3 separate regions of the Homo sapiens genome follow, and all the other regions are linked to region 1. Evidence: read pairs that join two places in POLR2A ChIA-PET (ENCODE). Cell type or tissue: Panc1. All regions are shown on one strand. Links, peaks and the distances in the headings refer to the core of each region. The heading gives the core; the rest is flanking DNA.

Region 1 (8,320 bases), core at 1,377-6,376:
TTACAATCATGGTGGAAGGTGAAGGGGAAGCAAGCACCTCTTACCATGGCGGAGCAGGAGAGAATGAAGGGAGAAGGGCCGCACACTTTTAAACAACCAGATCTTATGAGAACCACTATCATAAGAACAGCAAGGGGGACATCCACCCCCATGATTTAATCATCTCCCACCTGTTCTTTCTCCCAAAATTGGGAATTACAATTCGACATAAGATTTGGGTGGGGACACAGAGCCAAACCATATCAGCAGGTTTATTACTGGAGAAGCAAATGGCCAGGATTTGGAACACACCAGTCATATTGAACTTTGGACAATTGGAGGTCCCGGAAGTTTTCACTGTGGCTTGACATAATTTGTGCGTCACAACTCCAAGGCTAGAAGGTGTGGGCTTTGCTGTTAGACAGGCCTGGATTGGGGTCATGGCTTTGCCACTGAACCAGCTGTGAATACTCGAGCAAGTGGCCAGTCTTTCTCAGCCCCATTTTCATTGTTTATAAAATCAGGGTAATAGCATCTGGTAAGAGAGGTGCTGGGAGGAGGTTTAAATAAGAGAATACACATAAAATACTTAGCACTATGTTTAACACATTGTTGGTGGCTATTGTTAGTGTACTTTAAAATTAATTCTACATGTATAAATAGATCCTTTTCCAGAATCTGATCAGAGTAAGGGCCTAGGAAGATTGAGAAAACAGCCTGCAGGTCCTAAAATTGAGAAAATTAAGCCTTGTCGAAGTCTAAAGTTGGGTCTAGAATTATCTGACCTCATTACTGATTTTATAGCCAAGGAGGCAAAAAACATTTACATAAGGTCTTAATTCAGTAAGATCCAGCCCCCACTTTAATATTAGCTTCCATGTGTCATGTGATTAACCTGTCCAAGATTTTTTTTGCTGTCCTTTCAAGCCAAGAATTGGAAGGCCAGGGCCCAAGTTTGCCAAACATGGGCCTAATGGAGAAAGCCAACTTTAAAATATGTAATCTCTTTAATAATCTTAACAAACATGAAAAATAAGTTAAAATCTAAAAATTTAAGAGGAATAAAAAGAAACACAAAGATAAATGAAAAAATAGAAGCTAAAATAGTTCTATTTTAAAAGAAAAAAACAATTTGAGTTGAACTTTTAATGAAAGATAAAAATAGAAAATGTTTTTTTAAAAAGGTAAGAAAAATGTAAGGCAAGAACTCAGAAATGAAACAGTGCGAGTTAGAACAGATTACTAAAATGGCACAGCTATATAAAGCTATAGAAGTTTTAAAAACAAGGTAAAAATATGTCCTCCGTAAAGATAAAGAATAAATTCATCTGAAAGTAGGCAAGCGGCATAATTTTGAAGCAGGTCCTCTAAACTGGAGCAGTTTACCCAGGTTGGTCCTCTGCAGAGGCTGCTGAGGGCGGGGCTACCAGTTAATGTTATTGACACCCTTTGTGCAGTGCTGCTGAGCCACTCATCAAGGTCCTTAACCTATAGTATTTGGGTCGTTCCTCTTGGCAGCTCCAGGCTATGGGGTATTGTTATCCCTGCTTTACAGGGGAGGAAACAAAAGTTTGGATGCAGACCTTGCCCCACTAGCAGGTGGTGGAGCTGGAGCCCAGAGTGATGACAAAACCTATGCTCTTATTTTCATTTTCTGCCTTCCAGGAAGCATCATTATCATTATCAACAATAAAGACAACAGGCCAGGGGCAGTGGCTCACACCTGTAATCCCAGCACTTTGGAGGCCAAGGCAGGTGGATCACTTGAGGCCAGGAGTTCGAGACCAGCCTGGCCAACATGGTGAAACCCCGATTCTACTAAAAAAATACAAAAATTAACCGGGCGTGGTTGCAGGTGCCTATAGTCCCAGCTACTTGGGAGGCTAAGGCAGGAGAATTGCTTGAACCCAGGAGGTGGAGGTTGCAGTGAGCCGAGATGGCACCACTGCGCTCCAGCCCAGGCGGCAGAGCGAGACTCTGTCTCAAAAAACAAAAATGAAAAACAAGGCAACAGAATTCCTCTCCTCCTCATTCTCCCCCCTCACCTTGTCAAGGCTACCTATCCATTAGGAGAGTATGCCACTCTTAACAAATGTCCCAGCAATGGGAAATGTGCAGTAGGTACCAGTATATCCTAATAATGCACTGTTACATTTTTTATATTTTCTCCTTTTTTTTTTTTTTTTTTTGGTGAGAGTTTATCCAGTTATTCAAATATTTACTTCAGTTCAGTCTCCTAAATATTTCTTTGATGTGGCCCCTTTCCTCCATCTTCGCTGCCAGTACCAAGTTCAGGTCACCATCCTGTCCTTCCTTGTGTTCATTTCCTGTGGCTACTGTAATAAATTACCACATACTTGGGTGACTTAAAACAACAGAAATGTATCCTTCATAGTTCTGGAGGCCAGAAGTTTGAAATCAAGGTGTGGGCAGGGCTGGGCCCGGTCCTGAGCCTCTAGGGGATAATCTGTTCCTGGCCTCTTTCAGCTTCTGGTGGCCACGGCATTGCCCAGCTTGTGGCTGCATCACTCCAGTCTCTGCCTCTGTGGTCACATTGCCCCTTCTCTGTGCATGTCAACCTGCCTCCTCTTATAAGGATATGTGTGACTGCATTTAGGGCCCACCCAATAATCCAGGATAATCTCCTGTCTCAAGATCTTCAATTTACTCACATTTGCAAAGATCCTTTGTTGCCATAGCAGACAACATTTACAGGTTCCAGGGATTGGAATGTGGATGTCTTTTAGGGGACCATTTTTCTTTCTTTTTTTTTTTTTTTTTTTTTTTGAGACAGAGTCTCGCTCTGTCACCCAGGCTGGAGTGCGATCTCAGCTCACTGCAAGTTCTGCCTCCTGGGTTCATGCCATTCTCCTGCCTCAGCCTCCCAAGTAGCTGGGACTACAGGCAACTGCCACCATGCTCGGCTAATTTTTTTTGTATTTTTAGTAGAGACGGGATTTCACCATGTTAGCCAGGATGGGCTCGATCTCCTGACCTCGTGATTCACTCTTCTCGGCCTCCCAAAGTGCTGGGATTACAGGTGTGAGCCACCACGCCCGGCCTTAGGGGGCCATTTTTCATCCTATGGCGCCCCTAGACTTTTGCAGCCCTCTCTGCCTCCTGTCTTCCACCCTGCAGCCCAAGTTCCTCTAAACATGCAGATCGTGTTATGGTCAGCTTTAAAACTCTTCACTGGTTCCTGGGTCCCTCAGAACCATCCTGTTTCCCAGTGTGGCCTGTGAATACCTCTCTACCTTCCTGTCCCTCACGTCCCCCTTCCTCATTATGTTCCACCCATGCCCCACTTCTTCCCATTCCCCGGAGAAGATGGATCCGCTCTCTCCTCTGGATCTTGGTGTGCCCCTCTGCCTGGGCCACTTTGCCACCTCCCTGCTTTTTGTTTGGCCCATGCCAGTTCATCGTTCAGTTCTCATTCCTTCACTTCACTTTGTAGTCCAAGTCCTCTTGGACTTCACTTCCTCTAAGAAAGCTTGCTCTGCGTGTGCCGGGCGGGGTGCACTTTTGCCCCATCTGAGCTCTCGCCTGAGGGGGCATGTTTACCTTGTCATGGGATGTGTTCTCTGTACCGGATGCAGTGCCTGACACACAGGAGACTTAAATGTTTGTTGATGAGAATGCCCGTAGGAGGGGAACCTCTACATCCACCTACAGAGAAATACTGCAGCAAAGAGCGCTAATCCATGTAGAAGTCTTTGCTGGAGTGATTATATATGTGGATGCCAAAAGTTTCCACAGCTCTTTATTTTTAAGCAAAAAATCAAGAACCATATGATTATGAGATCGAAGAAAATATTTTCATGTTTTTTATTCTGTTTTCTTTCAGGCCATTCCTGTGTTTCTCACTTTGCATAATGTAGCTGAAGTTATCATCTGTGGGTACCAGAAGTGTTTTCAGAAAGAGGTAAACGATCATGCAAAATGCTAGTGTTACTTCCTTGTTTTAGATTTCAAAGAAGTACTCTTCTTTTTATGGCCCAAATTAGTGTCTGCCTCTTCCTGCCACCAATCTCCAGGCAAGATTACCTGATAGTGATCAATGATACCATGGGACACAGTTTTGACTTTGCTGCAATTCACCAGACATATGTGGGAATATTGTTGATATGAACTGAACTCAGATCCAGGCCAGGCTGACCCAGACCCTCAGGAGACAAAGAGGAGTTTGCTGTGGGCCTGCTGGGGAAGCATTCCTACCCCCGGCCAATCCAGCACCACAGGACAAGGCGTAGCAGAGTTTTACACAGGGTGCCGCGGCACTAGCCCACCCCAGGGAAATTTGCTTTTCTCTCCAATATCAGCTATACCTCATACCAGCTAGAACAAGCTCCTTCACCTTCCAGGCCTCCATCTGTGCAAGGTGGTAATAATGACACCAGCTTGTTCAAGACTTTTTCGAAGAACACAGCAACTATCACTGTTAAGTAACTGCTTCCAGCCATTTCCTGCATGCAGTAGGTGCTCTGCACATCAGGAACAATTAGTAATGTTATCAGAGGTGGTTTTAAATTGGTCTTTCTTTTTGGAGTTTTTTTTTTCTTCTGGCATTTGCTATTTGATTTCATACCAATTTTTGGAACATTTTAATTTATTTTTATTTTTAGAGACAGGGTCTTGCTCTGTCGCCCAGGCTGGAGTACAATGGCACAGTAATAGTTCCCTGCAGCCTCAAATTACTGGGCTCAGGTGATCTTTCTGGCCCAGCCTCCTGAGCAGCTGAGACTACAGGCACAAGCCACTGCACCTGGCTACTTTTTAATTTTTATTTATAGAGATAGGGTCTTGCTATGTTGTCCAGGCTATTCTCGAGCTCCTAGGCTTAAAGGATCCTCCTGCCTCAGCCTTCTAAAGCATTGGGATTACAGGTGTAAAACATCACACCCCCCCCCCCCAATTTTTGGAACTTTTAAACTATAGAGAGGCCAGCTGGTCACCTCAGGCCACATGCTTTTTACAGGTGTGCAGGAAAGGAGGCCATGACCATACCCGATCTCCCCCCATCATCCTGCCGCTCCTTGGAGGTGGCCCTGTCAATTATCTCTCCTCTCTTCTACACTGTCAGCCTCTCCCTCGTCACTGGCTTATTTCCCTGGGCCCATAAACATGCCTTGGTGTTGTCATTGCACCAAGGAGAGGATGGGCTCTCCTTCCCATGTGACAATGAGAGACAGAAGAGACTCACTTCACCCAGCCCTGGAAGGGTGTGTTTACAAAACCATCCCTCGCACGGGAAAATCTCAAGCTGCCTTGCCCGTGCACCTCCCACTCTGCCTCATCCCTTCTCTCCCCTCCCATGCCACAGGCCTCAGGGCTGGGCTTGGTGTTGTCCATGCCCTCTTGTCCCTGTCACCTTCTGCTGCTCCTGCTTCTGCCCCCGCCGTTCCCCTGAAACTGTCCTGGCTGAAGGCACTGGTGGCTTCGTCTGTGCGACTCATCGTGTCTGTTTCCACCATTCCCCCCGCTTTCTCCTCTGGCCTCTCCAGGCCCCCGTGGCCTTCATGCCCCCTCCCTGCTTGGTTCCCTTCCTGTGTCTTGGGCTTTTCCTTCATCCATCTTTCTCTTCCTTTTCCTTTGTCTGCCTCTTCAGGGTTTCCCTGGGCTGTTTCTTAGGAGCCTCTGTCCTCATGCCACATACTTTCTGGAAAATCTCATCCACACCCATTGTGCCAGCCACCTGCTGCTCACAGAGGACCCCCAAATCTCCATCTCCAGCCCATACCTCCTGCTGAGCTCAGCTCCCCTGCAGAGCCCTGGGGCTTGCTGTCCTATGGTTCTCCCCGGACATCTGAAATGGAACTGATCTGTTTCTCCAGACCTGCTTCTCACTTGGTAGCCCCAATCCTGGTCATCATCACCGAAGTCAGAAACCCTGGAGGCCCCTTGGACTCCCCAGTATCCCCTCCCCACCACATCCAGCCTATTACCAAGTCTGTGCCTCCTCTACCCTCACAGCTGCTGCCGCCCTAGTTCAGTCCTCATCTTCTCCAGGCTGCCTTGCTGGGACTGAGGAAAAAGAGCTCGATCCCCTGAGCCCTTAGGCAGGGCCTGGAGTGAGCAGCCCTGGGCTTAGACAGTTGTCATTTTCTATTTGGCAGTCCCACGGCCAAAGCTGGGAGGTGGAGGCCTCTCGGCACTTGGGCTGATCTCTGTGCAGTTGGAGGGTTCCCTGGATGGACACCTTTCTCTGACATTTTACTTACAACACCATCGTGCAGTTTCCATAGTCCGTCAGTTCTAACATGTGCTTCTTTTCTTTCACATTTTAATTGAATATCTACAGTAGGAAGGCTCTTACAATCAATGATGTGTCATGGTGTAATTTTTTTTTCTTTCTCCCTAATACATAAAATAAGTGGAAGTTTTACAATCATTGGTGTCTTAGGATCAGTGAGATACAGCATGATTTTCCCCGTGTCTCAGGCCTGCTTCCCTGAGTCTTCCAATGGCAGGAACCACGTGGTGGTTCTCCTCAGAGCTCTGGGCTCAGCCTCCAGAACTGGGACTGAGCTAAAGAGTCACTAAATGGTCACTGAGATTCAGGAGCAGAACTTCCCTGAGAGTGGCTTAGCTCTGGGAACCTGACCTGTCCAAATTAAAAAAAAAAACTCATATTCTCCAAAGGGATCCTTTCTTTCTTTTTTTTTTTTTTTTTTTGAGACTGAGTCTCACACTGTCACCTGGGCTGGAGTGCAGTGGTGTGATCTTGGCTCACTGTAACCTACGCTGCCCGGGTTCAAGCGATTCTCCTGCCTCAGCCTCCCGAGTAGCTGGGATTACAGGTGCCCGCCACCATGCCCAGCTAATTTTTTGTATTTTTAGTAGAGATGGGGGTTTCACCATGTTAGCCAGACTGGTCTTGAACTCCTGACCTCATGATCCGCCCACCTCAGCCTCCCAAAGTGCTGGGATTACAGGCATGAGCCACTGCACCTGGCTGGGATACTTTCTTATGAATTTAGAAAGGAAGATTTACTTTCTTATGAATTTAGAAATGAAGATTTACCTGGATAAGATCAAGGCATCTCCACAGGGTTTTGCTTCCTGATGAGCAGGCCAGAGCCTGTAGATGAGGGTGACGGTAGGACTGAGGGTTAGAAAGTCCTTCAGGGATGTTTCCCTCTAGCAGGGGACCTCTTCCATTCTAGAGATGAGGGCAGATGTCTGGCTGAGAGGCCCTGTCCTTGGAAATAACTGAATGAACACCATAAGTGTTTGCATCTTCGACTCCATTTCATCACTAACACAAAACATCATTTCTTGTCAGGGCAAACTAGAAAAAAAGTGAGTGGGTAATTTGTTGTTGTTGTTGTTGTTGTTGTTATTAAAACAAACCTTTCTTTCCTTTATAAATCTAAGAAGATTTAAGATGTTGTAGAAAATACAGATGGAGGCCGGGCACAGTTGCTCATGCCTGTAATCAAAAAGCTTTGGGAGGCCAAGGCAGGAGGATCACTTGAGGCCAGGAGTTCGAGGCTGCAGTGAGCCATGATTGTGCCACTGCACCTCAGCCTGAGCAACAGTGAGACCCTGACTCTAAAAACCCAAAAATCAACTGTTTCTACTTCCCTGAGGAAACCACTCTATTCTTTCAGACTTTTTTCCCATGCACATATATAGATGTATTTACACGAACGGTAAGAAACATCCTGTTTTTCCATTTAACAGTTTGTCAGGAATCCCTATTAAGGCTATCATTCCACATTGGTTGAAGCATGAGTTGGCTGTTCCCTATTTGTAGAATTGTAGGTGGTTTTTAGCAATTTAGCGTTAAAATCTGCTCTATGATGCTGCTGTAATATGTTCTTGATGAGACTTACATTTCTGATGATACAGCTAGGAGCCTTGATGAAGTCATCCCTTATCATAAGGAACACACTTGCACGCCACCTCACAGACTGTTAAATGTTACCATGAGGGCTATTTTGTCTACTATGTGTAGATTTTACTAGAATCATTTTTGGAGAGTAAAAGTTGACCTCCTTGTGACTTCATTCTCAGATTATGAAAATAAACTATCTGGAGCTGTAGAGTTCATTTTCACCATCCACAACAAGGCCTTTGTGTATTCATGCACACACACACACACTCATGCACACATACACACACACACACACAGTTTGACTGTAAGGCAATACGTGGCTCGAGGAATTAATCTAACTACCTTGCAGAATTATTTATTATAGTTTAATATTAGAATACTCCTGTTTGTTTATTCATTTGTTCAGGATTTATCAAGTACCTATGAAATGTCAAACATGTTGCTAGGCCTAAAGCTGCAGAGACGTAGGAGACGCATTTCTTAGCCTTAACGCAGAGTTGGATG
Region 2 (6,860 bases), core at 605-5,604, 170 kb after region 1:
ACACAACTTACTGCTTCTGCATCAGCAGCACTGACAAGAATGAGAACAACCTTTTGCACTCACAGGGTCCTTGTAGTATCTGGTTAAACATCCCCATTTTATAGATGAGGGGTCTGAGACTCAGGAGGGCTAAGTGATGGGCCCATATGTCAGAGCTCACTCCTGTCCCCAGCCCTCTCCCCTGCCCCTCACTACAGTGGTCTGGATGCTGAGTGTGGCTGGGAAATGGGACTCCAGCTTGAATAAGGCATCACTAAATCTCTCAACAGGGCAGGCCCTGCCTGAGAGTTCACGAGGAGCTGGATCATCCGCTGGCATCCTCAGAAGTCAACGCTGAGGATGCAATATCCTTTCTCATGTCTCTAAGGTCTCACACTTCCAAGTCTAACTGAAGAATCGCCTTCGCTGGGCACTACATCGGATCCTGCCATCTGAATTCACCCAACTCCTTCCTCTGCTCTAATCAGACATTGCTTAGGACTCAATGTTTTTGCTATTTTGTTTGATGATTGGTTTACTAGCTTATTCCCGTCTCCTACTCAGACAGAGGACCAGAGGGATGGCACGGAGAGTAGGCTCCACACACAGAGAGACATTTTCTCTTTCACCAGTGTACCCAAGGCAGGATGGCAGTGCCCAGCACACAGTAGGTGCTCACCAGGCTGCAGGTGAGTGAATTCTGCTGTACAATGGTAGCCCCTAAACCTCCACATAGGTGGCATGCTGGTATGGCAAGGCACTTGCGGGGGGGTGGGGATAAAGAAATTTTACATAGCAAACACCCTGCTTTTACTTAACACTGTACATTTACTATAATTGTGGGTGTTGGTCAGGATTTGTGGGCAGCTCCAGTGTTCTCCAGTGCCTCCCTGCCCACCCTCCATTGTCTTGGGATTGGTAACTCATTCCTCCCCACCCCTTCCCCAGCCTCCATCAGGGCCTTAATTCGCTGGGAGCAGAACAAGTGACCTAATGCATAAAAGAATGAATGAATAGGTAGTATTATAGAAAGCCCTCCTAAGGTTGGTCTGTCTGCTTTGATCAACTAATGTCAGAATCCACAATCAGTGTTCAAGTTAAAGCCAAGAACAAAATGTGGAGGCCATGGTGGGAGGCAGGGCAAGTGAGGATGCGGGAGCCAGGGCAAGTGAGGATGCGGGAGGCAGGGCAAGTGAGGATGCGGGAGCCAGGGCAAGTGAGGATGCGGGAGGCAGGGCAAGTGAGGATGCGGGAGGCAGGGCAAGTGAGGATGCGGGAGCCAGGGCAAGTGAGGATGCGGGAGGCAGGGCAAGTGAGGATGCGGGAGGCAGGGCAAGTGAGGATGCGGGAGGCAGGGCAAGTGAGGATGCGGGAGGCAGGGCAAGTGAGGATGCGGGAGGCAGGGCAAGTGAGGATGCGGGAACCAGGGCAAGTGAGGATGCGGGAGCCAGGGCAAGTGAGGATGCGGGAGGCAGGGCAAGTGAGGATGCGGGAGGCAGGGCAAGTGAGGATGCGGGAGGCAGGGCAAGTGAGGATGCGGGAGGCAGGGCAAGTGAGGATGTGGGAGGCAGGGCTGGGAAGCTTGAGTGCAGCACAAGTGGCCAGAAAACAAACCCAGAAAGTTCAGGCCACCCCGACAGATGCTTTCCATGGGAAGGAGGCTCAAGTACCCAGCAGACGAACTACGAGATTCCTGTTTTTAGAACTTTCTTGTGATGAAGTTGGAGCTGCACATTAGCCCCTTAATCGGTGGGGTGGCGGGGGTGTTGTGCTTGTTTGGAATAATCAGGCCCATGTGGCTGGGTCCATGTGCATGAGTACAATGGAAACATGGAGGCCAGAAAGCATGGCCCGGCAGGCTGGGGCAGCCCGGGTCCCAAATTCCGGTGTTGCTGACTCTGCCAGGTGTGGGGCTGTGGGTGAGCTTCGCCCCACTGTGCCTCAGCTGCGAAGCAGGAAGGCCTTTCCACCCCTGAAATTCTATGACTTACGTCCCAGTCACAAAAAGAACTTCAGCGTAAAAGTAAAGGAATTTTCCACTGTGGAAAGGCATTAGTTAATATGTACATGAACTGAAGTTGTTTAAAATATGTGTGTGTATATATTTATTCGTATATTTACTAGTAAACTTTTACTAGCATATACTTACTAGTACATTTTAATTTGAGCATAGTTGTTTCCCAATTAGTAAAAAAAAATTTAAAAATCATAATTATGGTTAAGTGGGTTGTTTATAAATACAATGTCTGCTCATTGAAAAGTTTAAAAAGCATTCTGCTTCTTAATCCTGCTGCTACATCACAATATTTGGAATTGTGCTCAGTGTTTCTTGGGTGAGTACAGAGGTAGACTGTGCTGCAGAAACGAACATGTTCTTTTCTGTTAGGTCTGACAAAGGACCTGAAGATTTTTTTGTTATAGAAAAAAATCCTCTTCTAGCTGGGTACAGTGGCTTACACCTGTAATCCCAACACTTTAGGAGGCCGAGGCAGGAGGATCACTTGAGTCCAGGAGTTTGAGACCAGTCTGGGCAACATGGCGAGATCTCATCTCTACTAAAAATTTTAAAAATTAGCTGGGTGTGGTGGCGCGCGACTGTAGTCCTAGCTACTTGGGAGACTGAGGCAGGTGGATGGCTCGAGCGTAGGAGTTCGAGACTGCAGCGAGCCATGTTTGTGCCACTGCATTCCAGCCTGGGCAACAAAGCAAAATCCTGTCTCAAAAACAAACAAAAACAAAAAACAAAACAAAAAAATCCCTCTTGTGCACCTTGGTTTCCTCATCTATAAAATCTGGAGGAATAGTGGATTTGAATCTGTTCACACCTAGGATGTAAAAGGTGGGATCCCACACACTCATTTTGCTTCTCTGTCCAGGGCCAACACAGCAGCCAAATCTGCTGAATATCCTATGCAGTGGCCCTTTCTGCAACACAGGAGGCCTTCCCAAGCAGCAAGAAGGAGACCCAGGCATGAACAGACACTGTTTCCTAGCACCAACTGGCTGCCACCTAGCATTTCCCTGAGATGTTGAAGAGTGGAGGGCCACGCATATCCACAAGGATGTCCAGTGGAGATGGTCTGAGTGCCCTCTTCCTGGGTAATTTAAGTTAAAACAGCTTCCTAATGGCTTTGCAGAAATGTCGTTATCTTCAAGTTAATGGTGTGAGGTAGAAACTTCCCCATTCTACAGAGGAGCCAATGGAAGCTCACAGAAGCTAATAAGTAATAAAAATTCTAAATCTCCCAAGTTCTTCACAATGATTCTTTTTTACTGTCAGAAATATGGGGTCCTTGCTGAGTGGGCCCTAGCACTTCTCTGCATGCCACGTGCCATGCTGGAAACCTTGGATCCACTCACTCCTGGGAGCTACAGTTAACCTCTGGGAGGCAGATACCAGAAAAGCTCCATTTCGCAGCAAGGTTTCTGCAGATACAGAACTTATCTTGCCTGTCTGCCAGTGTGGGTCATGGAAAAACTTACGGCTGAACAGACTGGGGATTAAACCCCCATTCTGGCCCAAAGTTGATGTTTGAGATTTCAACTCTTAAGGATGGATCAGTGATGTCATCTACAAAATGGGGATGAGCACTTGGGTACCACAGTGAGGGCTACCCTACCCCAGACCTTGGGGAATAAAACGAATATGGACACTTCAAAGACAAGTGTGGAGAAGCCAAATTAAAGAAACAGAATGAGTCTTCAGCCAGGAAGATTCAAGGATTGCTTGACTGGGTATCTCCAGCATGTATTAAAAGTTGTAGTTGGCCGGGCGTGGTGGCTCACGCCTGTAATCCCAGCACTTTGGGAGGCCGAGGCGGGCAGATCACGAGGTCAGGAGATCAAGACCATCCTGGCTAACATGGTGAAACCCCGTCTCTACTAAAAATACAAAAAATTTAGCCTGGCATGGTGGCAGGCGCCTGCAGTCCCAGCTACTCAGGAGGCAGAGACAGGAGAATGGCGTGAACCCGGGAGGCGGAGCTTGCAGTGAGCCGAGATCGCACCACTGCACTCCAGCCTGAGTGACAGAGCAAGACTCTGTCTCAAAAAAAAAAAGAAAAAAAGAAAAAAAAAGTTGTAGTTAATTGTGTGTGTAATTTTAATGTGTCTCCCCTGCTAAGCTGTTCAGGGGCACACGAACCCAATCCATCCTTCTCTGCCTTTGTCCCGGGCACCTGGTCACATGACAAGCACTCAATAAATGAATGAATGAGATGGAGCTAAGGAAAGAATGTGTCAATCAGAGAGGTCAGCCAGGGAAACCCAGAGAAACGAGGCTGATGTCACAGTACCATCCAAGCTCTGGCCAAGAGAGGACCTGCTGGCAAAGAGCCTGCTACTGATAATACAGACACCCTGGAGGTGTATGCCCAGGCTGGTCACACTCAAACATTCTGGGCCCTTCGGCTACTACTTGTAATAAGATGAATTAACTGGCCTCTGGGGTCACACCAGGTCTATGAGCTGGTATGAGCTAATTTTGTCAAGGAATGAGCCTGCTCTTCCAATGTAGCCAGACCCGGGGCCACAGCAGGTAGGTCAGTCAAAGAGAGCTGCCCGAAAACATCTCTCTGGGCAGCCCACTGGCCACTAGATGGTCCTTAAACCTCCGAGCTGCAGGATTTGCTGCTACTTTTTCTAGAACACCTACTTTGCAAGGTTTGGCTGTAAGGATGTAAATAATGAAAAAGACGAGCTCAAAGTGTGTGCCTAACAAACAGTGCCATGATTATCGCTCCTTAAGGCACACATCTCATCAATGACTGAGTCAGGATTCCATGAATATAGATGTGTTTTCTGTCCCATGGAGCTGACAATGAAGAGTGCAGCTAAGGACCTTGGTGAATCGAATAGGCCGTAAGTCTAGCACATCTACAGGGGAAAGGGGAGGTCATGGTGAGCAGGAAGGCCTGGGGTAGAGCTCACGGAGATGGTGGAAGATGAACACATGGCGAATCAGCACCAGTGGCCATACGGCCCTCCTTGGGACAGTGGTCACATGTCTGTGGTGTGGCTGGCACAATGACCAGACGCCACAGCCAACATCCCATGATGCTTGACTTCTTACGCAGTGAACTGTCCTGACTTCGATACCGGTGGCAGCCTGATGACAGACACCGGATGCATGAAAAGGCAAAAGGAGCACAAGGAGGAAGGAACACGGTGTTCAGGGATGGCGATGAAGAGCGGAGGCTTTGCAAGGACGGACCCTCAGGTACTTACTTTTTTTCAGAGTGAAAGGAGGGGCTTGTTGATCTAGAGAGGGAAGCATTCCTCTGGCCTGTAGCTAGTTACCTAATCTCTGGTCCTGGAACCCTTTTGCTTTGATGTTTCTCTGTGGTGGCAGCTCCAGCTTGCTGGTCAGTTTCCAAACCCAAGCCCAAGATGCAAGGAGGTGGAATGGTCACAGGGTTTGTTCTGATTTCTTCCTTGACCTACCTTTTTTCCAAAGGTTGGCATGGCCCTGTGGAATATGGTGGGCCCCATAATGTTCTTGCTAAAGCAAGTATTGGATAAGGTAACAAAATGTAGATTTAGAAAGAACAGGCAATAGGATGGGACACACACGCACACACACAACGAGGAAGCTTTCTGGCTGAAAAGAAAGTGGAACATCTTTTTATCATTCCAGTGTACAAATACTGAATTTGCAGTATCAAAGCAAGGCAACTTCTTGAAAATGGAAAGGATGGCCACATTATGTACATTGGTGTGAGATCTTTTCACCCAGAGAACTACAAAGCATGCATGCATATACATACCCGACTTGGGTACTGTCGCGATACGGCAGCACTGAAAATATACTACAGAAGGATCTTCTGCCACTGATAAGGACTATTCTAAAAAATAAAAAGAAGAACAAACAACAAACACACTAAATGCAAAGAATCAAACTAAAAAACAAAATCTATAGCAATTAAGCATTCATGGCATTCATAGCAGTATTTGCACGCTCCCACCACCTCCTCTGGCAGATGGTATTCTGCTCTCCTTGCAAAATGCAACCCCAGCGTGGCAGAAGTGGGCTGCCTCTCCTCATCCCAATATTAACATGTGAGACACCAGCAAGGGTCACTAATGAGTACACCTGCACCCCTTCTCCTGCAAGACCTGCTTGCTGTGGGCTGCACATGCAAGAGGGAGCAGACAGATCTGAGTCCAGGGTGGCCAGGGCTGGGTGAGCAGTCATGCCACATTTAAACCATTGATTTCTATTTTGCAGTAAACAATGTGAGAGCAATAGCACCAGAAACTATGAGCAGGAAAGACACTCAGAGGCCATTATGATCATTAGGTTTTTCATCTGCTGGCAACATGTTAGGTTCTGAGAATAGATTAAGGGAACAATTACATAATCAGTCTTAGCCTCCATTCCTGCTATAAAGATACTACTGGAAACAGCTCTACATGATGGTCTTATGCAATCAAAAGCCACTTAAAAAAAAACATTAAAACAAAAACAAAAACCCTCAAAAGCACTTATCCTGGCATCTGAGAATAACTTTTGCCAAAGGGAACTGCTGATGAAAAACTGGAGAAATGAGTGGAAGAGATTTAAAAACAACATTCTTTGTAGCACAAAGTCAATATCACATCATATGGGGAAGCTTATTTACTTTTGTCATCCTTTCTTTCGACAACCATAAGACCAGGGAAAATGGTTCTACTACTACATGCATCAGGGTTTGGAGATTTCAACTTTGTTGTAACACTATGAAATTAAATCGTCCTGGGATGTAGTCCGGTTCCCTGGCACGGCAAACCAGGCCCTGTGTCTCCTGCTTTCTGTCTCTCCAGTTTCAACACCCACAGAATTTCCCTGATTTTACCGTTCTACCCGTGCTGAAGTACTTACAGCACCCCCACCTTAACAAAAA
Region 3 (6,860 bases), core at 605-5,604, 240 kb after region 1:
GAAGTTCACCAGAGACAGAGCATGGCCGTGTCGGGACAGAAAAGGAGTGGCGAGCCTAACGGTGGTGATGCCAAGCCTCAACCTCAACCCTGCATTACCTGGATAGCAGAGCCCCCACATCAGCGATAACTTCTGTCCATTTGTGCTAGAATAAATAAAATCTTTTCTGGAGCACTAGACACTGTTCACATCTTCCAGAAGGTCCAGTAAAGCTGGAGGTACACAAGGCTTTGTCCACAGTGGCTGCTCCCAAGCCTGAACGGGCGACAGGCGCAAGTTGGGGCCTTGTTGAAATAGATTGCTGGGCCCCGCCCCAGAGCTTCTGACCCAGTGGGTCTGAGGCTGGGCCTGGGGATCGTGTTTCTAACAAGTTCCTGGCCGCCGCTGGTCCAGAGAGCACATTCTGAAAACTACTGGGCTAACACGCCAAAGAATCAAACAAAAACAGACGTATCCAGGATAGAGTTTAGCTTTTTTTTCCAAAAATTCCATGGCTGGGCACAGTGACTCACTCCTATAATCCCAGCACCTTGGGAGACTGAGGTGGGTACACTGCTTGAGCTCAGTAGTTCGAGACCAGCCTAGGCAACATGGTGAAACCCTGTCTCCACTAAAAATACAAAAATTTACTGGCAAGGTGGCACATACCTGTGGGTCCCAAGTACTGAGGAGGCTGAGGTGGGAAGGTGGCTCAAGCCCTGGAGGCAGAGGCTGCAGTGAGCCAAGATTGTAGTACTGCACTGCAGCCTGGGCAACAGCGAGACTCCATCTCAAAAAAAAGTAGACAAACTTCCTAAAAGTAAAAATTTTGGATGAGTACAGGTTGATTTATCTGAAGAGACAATTAGGATGCCAAAGGGGTTAAAAACAAAAAGCATGAGGCCAGGCGCAGTGGCTCACCTCTGCAATCCCAGCACTTTGGGAGGCTGAGGCAGGTGGATCACCTGAGATCAGGAGTTGGGGACCAGCCTGGACAACATGGCAAAACCCAATCTCTACTAAAAATACAAAAAAAATTTATCTGGGCATGGTGGCACACACCTGAAGTCCCAGCTACTCAGGAAGCTAAGGCAGGAGGATTGCTTGAACCTGGGAGGCAGAGGTTGCAGTAAACTGAGATCACGCCACTGCACTCCAGCCTGGGCAGAGAGAGCAAGACTCCATCTCAAAAAAAGAGCACTGCTATAGTTTCCTTCCTCCATTCAACCTGTCACCACTTTTGAAAAATCCAGCTCTGCTCACACCTGTGCCTATTCAAAGTCTTCCCGTTTTCCTCTGGATTAAACTCACCGTCTTAAACCAAGCATCCAATGTGCTTTGCCACAGTGCACCCACCGTGAGGTCACAGCTGACCTGAAGGCCCAGTTTCAAGGGCATCTCCAGGACAATCACTGCTCCTACTGCAGGAATGGTGGCCCCTAACCTGTCCGGCTGCCCCAGAGTCCAGCTGCCTTGTGCTGGGCTGTCCTCTTCTGGAATGGGCACTGGGCCCCATTTATCTCTGAACAAGGCCACACTTGCCTGGCATGCAGATGTGTGTGCAGAATCGACATAGAAGTCCCTGCTGACCCAATGCCAAATGGGATCCCTGGACAAAGACCCAACTCTGTTTAACCATGGGGTCAAGGAGAGGAGGTAGAAGCCATGTGCAGAGGGGAAACGGGGCTGAAAGGTGAGGCCAAGGCACCCACGTAGCACCCAACTCAACTCCACATCATGGCCACACAGACCCTGAGGAGCCCTCACACGGGAGAGGGTATCCTGCTTAGAAATGGGGGCCAAGCGGGCCAGACGTGGTGGCTCACACCTGTAATCCCAGCACTTTGGGAGGCTGAGGCGGGTGGATCATGAGATCAGGAGATCGAGACCACCCTGGCTATCATGGTGAAAACCTGTCTCTACTAAACATACAAAAAATTAGCCGGGCATGGTGGCGGGCGCCTGTAGTCCCAGCTACTCGGGAGGCTGAGGCAGCAGAATGGCGTGAATCCAGGAGGCGGAGCCTGCAGTAAGCCGAGATCACGCCGCTGCACTCCAGCCTGGGCAACAAAGCGAGACTCCGTCTCAAAAAAAAAAAAAAAAAAAAAAAAAAAAGGAGGCCAAGCAGGCAGCACGCAGACCATGGAATGAGGGCTATAGCTCTGATAACGAGTGACAAAAGTTGGGTCTTCTCAAATTGTCTCTGGAGGTAGCCCTCCCCCAGCATGTGCCCCACGTGGGCTGCGGGACCCTCCAAGTAGGGCAGCGTCTTCCTGGGCCTGGGTGTGGGCAAAACCGGTTGTTGCTCTTCACCTCACAGCCTCATTGCTCTAAAGGTACAAGGATGAACATGTGAATTCCCCCTACCTTGCTTTATTTTGGCAATAGAAATTGTCACGATTCCAGCGTAAGCAGGGGCAAAATGCAGCACCAAACAGAGGGGTACTGTTTCTCTCTGCTGCTCTGATTTCACTACTACTGATGAAACTAAAACAATGCAGCAAGGTAGCTGTTCAGGATCAGCTCCTCACGATCAGAGCAGACCTTGTCAAATTTCTCAACGGCTTCTTGGACAGTGTAAGGTGCAGTGCAATTGTGAATGGAAATAACAGCTACAATTTTCCTGCTCAATCACTAAGGGCCAAACCTTTGCTAGGTGTTTAGTGTTGCATTCTGCATTCTTATTTTAATATTTGCAACACCCCAAAAGTACTGGAGTCCTTATCCCCATACTACAGGTGAGAACGTGAGGTTCAGAGTGGTTAAGCGTGTTGTCCAAAAGGTGCCGTTAAGCGGCAGAGCTATGGAGCTCCAAAGCTGGTCTTTCCACTCTTCTGCTCACCCATTTTGCTGAGACAGAGGCCTAGCGGCAGGGGTGCAGGAAGAAGAAGGAGCTTACTCCCTGCGGGAGGAACTGATACCAAGCTATTAATATTATCTGGAGAGAGCTGTTGTTATTGGGAAAATTTTCCATGACTCTGGACCCAAATCAGGGTTCTATTGGCCTGCCCGAGGTTATCACGTGAAAATCAGCATGCTCGCTTGATGAGAAGGCGCTGGCTTGCCAAAACTATAGCACAATATTTCTTTGTACTTTAACATACTGACCTTGACTGACTCCAGCCCATAGGTCTTAAACAGATGAGGCCCTAGCATTTTGGTTAACGAACTCACAAGTAGAAGATTTGAGACTGGAAGGAGAATAAAATTCTACAGTACTTAGTTGATTCTTTCTTACGTTTTTCTTAAAATGGTACAGCTACGATAGAGTTTTTGTTTTGAAAACTCTCAACTTAGAAAATGTAAATGTTAAAACTCTAGCTCTACCACATAGTGACTTTCAAATCCATAAAACAGCTACCACATTGCCTTTCTGAAATTACTTGATTTTTAAAAAAGTACTTCTTAAGCTGTTAAGCATCAAACAAATAAACAGAACTTATAATACTATCAATCGTTTTGTGATGGATAAATGGAATCCTACAATTGAGACATTTGTAATCTCATCTTCCTTCTTCACTACTCACCCTCCAAAAACAAACTTTATTCAACTCAATAAATAAAATAATTCATCAAGAACTACCATTCAGGCTGGGCAGGGTAGCTCACGCCTGTAATCCTAGCACTTTGGGAGGCTGAGGCAGGCTGATCACTTGAAGTCAGGAGTTCGAGACAAGCCTGGCCAATCGCTTGAACCCGGGAGGCAGAGGTTGCAGTGAGCCAAGATCATGGCATTGCACTCCAGCCTGGGCGACAGAGCAAGACTCCATCTCCAAAAGAAAAAAAAAAGAACTACCATTCAACATCACATCAACCGTTTGTCCCCCTAACATGCCAGTTTTTGTCCTTAAGCAAAAAACTTTAGACTTTGAATATCTTCCAGCTCCTTACATTTGTTCCTCTACCCCGCCACCCAGCCCTTCTTAAAACTATCGAAGTAGACATTTTGCTTTATAAATAATTTGGTCAATGAGTAAAGTGCTTTAAAATAAAAATCAACGTGCTAGGCACATAAACATTTTTGGCATTTTTGAATATTTTACTAGTATCTGGTTGAATGGTTTTTCTTCTGTTTATCGTAAAACCTAACTTAGATTTACATATACCCTGTGCTTTAAACCAGGGACAAGATTGGGTCCCTCTTGCACACACATATCATTACAATATTCTAAAGTCATAAGCCCCTGGTATTTGCACGTTCTGCTTTACAAGCTCTTGTCTGTGACCAAATGTGCAGTAATAAGCCCCAAACCACAATGAATGATAACCTCATTAAATATGATCTAGTGCGTAGCCATCCAAACTACTAAAACAAAGAGGAAAAGACAAACTAGCAAACTCCAATTAATTATACGTTCTTAGAGGCTTTTCAAAATCAAACAAACATAAAAATACAACATTACACAGTTGGTAAAACAGGGTAATAGCTAATGATTTCATGATTCCCGTATGTAATACTAAGTGGTCTGAGCCCCAGAATCTGTGAAAAGTTTGGTGTTTAAATGGTACACAGGCTGAAACTTGAGGGGGACAGATATTTTTCTAAAGTGGAAAAAATGGATAATGGTGACCCTGGGGAAAATTTACATCATTATGTTAAGCAGCAGATTCTTATAAAAACTTCTGGTTTTCAACATGCTTCCTTTGATAGCGACATTTTGCACAGCCCCCAAAGAGGAGAACAGGACAAAAAGGATGTGTGAGCCAGGCACAGTGGCTCACACCTGTAATCCCAGCACTTTGGGAGGCCGAGACGGGTGGATCACAAGGTCAAGACAGGCAGATCACGAGGTCAAGAGATCGAGCCCAGCCTGGCTAACATGATGAAACCTCATCTCTACTAAAAATACAAAAATTAGGCCAGGCACGGTGGCTCATGCCTGTAATCCCAGCACTTTGGAAGGCCAAAGCAGGCAGATCATCTGAGTTCAGGAGTTTGAGACCAGCCTGCCCAACATGGCGAAACCCCGTCTCTACTAAAAATACAAAAAATTAGCTGGGCATGGTGGCAGGCACCTGTAATCCCAGCTACTTGGGAGGCTGAGGCAGGAGAATTGCTTGAACCCAGGAGGCGGAGGTTGCAGTGAGCCGAGATTGCGCCACTGTACTCCAGCCTGGGCAACAGAGTGAGGCTCCGTCTCAAAGAAAAAAAAAAAGAAAGAAAAAAAAAAAGGATGTGTGGTAAAGCCTTAGGTGCACATGCTGATAACCAACTCTCTGGAAGGGGAAAAAGAAAAACCTTGACTTACAGCATTGGCCGATTCCTGTGGTGTAAATATTCCCACCACAACCGATTTCAGCAACCACCTCAGATTCCTCAGTCGTCTCCAATAAGTGGGTAGGAGTCAGCTCCAAGACACTACAGGGTCTGCAAGAAACCCAGCTTAGAAGCCAGGAAAACTAAAGTTCAATTCTAGCTCTAGATTCCAGCTATGTGGCCTTAGACAAATTTCCTTAACCATCCAGCCTCAGTCTTCTCAGCTCTAAAGTAGGCAACCTGTTTCACAGACTGCCACGCAAATAAAACAACATACGTGAAGGATGTGGCACACAAGAGGTACTCAGAACTCCATACAAGTCACCTCCCTCCTGAGGGTGGGAGAGACAGGCTCAGGTAGGGTGGGCTGGGTGGTGCAGCCTCCACAATCTGTCTCACCTTAGCCCCATGACAGATTGTTTTAGCAAATTAAGAGTCAGGAGCAACTGCTGGATGAAAACAAAGACCTAGAACGTTGTGGGGTGGGGGAACAGAATCAAATTTTCCTCCTCTTACTGTTAGGGAATTGGAGTTTCATTTGTGTTCCCTATGGAGGAGAGATGTGGTCTGTTCCACCAAAAGCTGGCCCCAGGGCAATCCATCAAGCTCTGACCAGACCACGGAGGAGGGGCCCTCCAGTCAGACCAGGGCTGAAGCACAGATCCACAGGGAAGGAAGAGGCCCAGCCAGGAGCGTGTACGAGCATGGGGAGAGCAGCGGCTGGCTCTGTGGCTGACGGAGCTGGAAGGAAGGGGCCTCTTGTGGGAGGCCTTGCCCCAGGAGAAGCCTGAGAGTGCCAGAGCCTGGGGCACGGAGCAGCGTGGGTGCCCTCTGTAAAGACAACACAGTATGGCAGCAACAGGCCTCAGAGGGTGTGTGGGAGCGGGGGAGGTTGCAGTGGCAACCAGGACCCAAGCCAACAGCTGCCTCGCCTGAAATACCAGGAATTTAAGACTGGCAGGATCAGATGTGGGTTTCAGAAGGGTCCCTCTGACAGCCCAGGGGGGGAGGGATTGACAGGGGTCCAAACAGAAGCCAGGAGCCCCTCGGGCCACCACATTATCCAGGCTGTGAAACAAGGCAAGGAGGGTGCAGGCAGGCAGGAAGGGGCCAAGGGGACCTGCACACTTCCTGGGCACAGAGCACTGGGCTAGGGTGGGGGAAGCACAACCACTCTGTGACAAGCCAGGGAATAGGCCATGTGGTCTCTGTCGCAACTACTCGATTCTGTCCTTGTAGCACAAAGGCAGCCAAAGGCAAGACTTGCACGAGTGGGTGTGGTTTTTCCAAGAAAGTATTATTTATAAACAGCCAGAGGGGCAGTTGGGGAAAGGGTGATGCTGAGAAGATACAGCGGGAAACCCGCCCAGGGCGGAGGTGGTAGTATCATTCCCATTTCACAGACGAGGACCCAGCAGAGCTTTAAACTTTAGGAGGCCAGGTTCCTGTTGCTAATTGTACCATGCTCTATATAACACAAGATGTGTAATGTACCAGGTGAGTCAGAGAGGCAATAAAGGTGTCAGGGATTCAGCTGTGGCCAAGAAGAGAGGAAGCACAGGCAGGCAGAGGGCGGGAGTTAATTGCCAGAGTCACAGGAATCCCTATTTAAAACCTGGCCTGT

Evidence for each region. Peaks named below come from ENCODE experiments on the same cell type or tissue, not always from the same donor. Only the 100,000 strongest peaks of a DNase experiment are listed, where the experiment ranks them.
Region 2: POLR2A ChIA-PET joins it to region 1 with 6 read pairs; 6 of 35 experiments call an interaction of 5 or more read pairs at or near these places.
Region 3: POLR2A ChIA-PET joins it to region 1 with 6 read pairs; 9 of 35 experiments call an interaction of 5 or more read pairs at or near these places.

The regions. Positions count from the first base shown.
Region 1 is chr18:23,380,571-23,388,890 of GRCh38, reverse strand. It overlaps SLC35D4 (solute carrier family 35 member D4), which reads left to right. Exons shown (of 15, transcript NM_032933.6): 5 at 3,824-3,901. Among named protein-coding and RNA genes, the nearest start is that of SLC35D4, 53 kb to the left of the region's middle. RefSeq lists a silencer at 5,091-5,266. In Panc1, for the core only: no CTCF peak of the experiment used is centred there; no DNase peak of the experiment used is centred there; H3K27ac peaks cover 2,421 bases.
Region 2 is chr18:23,212,939-23,219,798 of GRCh38, reverse strand. It overlaps CABLES1 (Cdk5 and Abl enzyme substrate 1), which reads right to left. Exons shown (of 10, transcript NM_001100619.3): 4 at 5,745-5,822. Among named protein-coding and RNA genes, the nearest start is that of CABLES1, 81 kb to the right of the region's middle. In Panc1, for the core only: no CTCF peak of the experiment used is centred there; no DNase peak of the experiment used is centred there.
Region 3 is chr18:23,143,214-23,150,073 of GRCh38, reverse strand. All of the region lies in intron 1 of CABLES1 (Cdk5 and Abl enzyme substrate 1), which reads right to left. Among named protein-coding and RNA genes, the nearest start is that of CABLES1, 11 kb to the right of the region's middle. In Panc1, for the core only: no CTCF peak of the experiment used is centred there; no DNase peak of the experiment used is centred there; H3K27ac peaks cover 1,841 bases.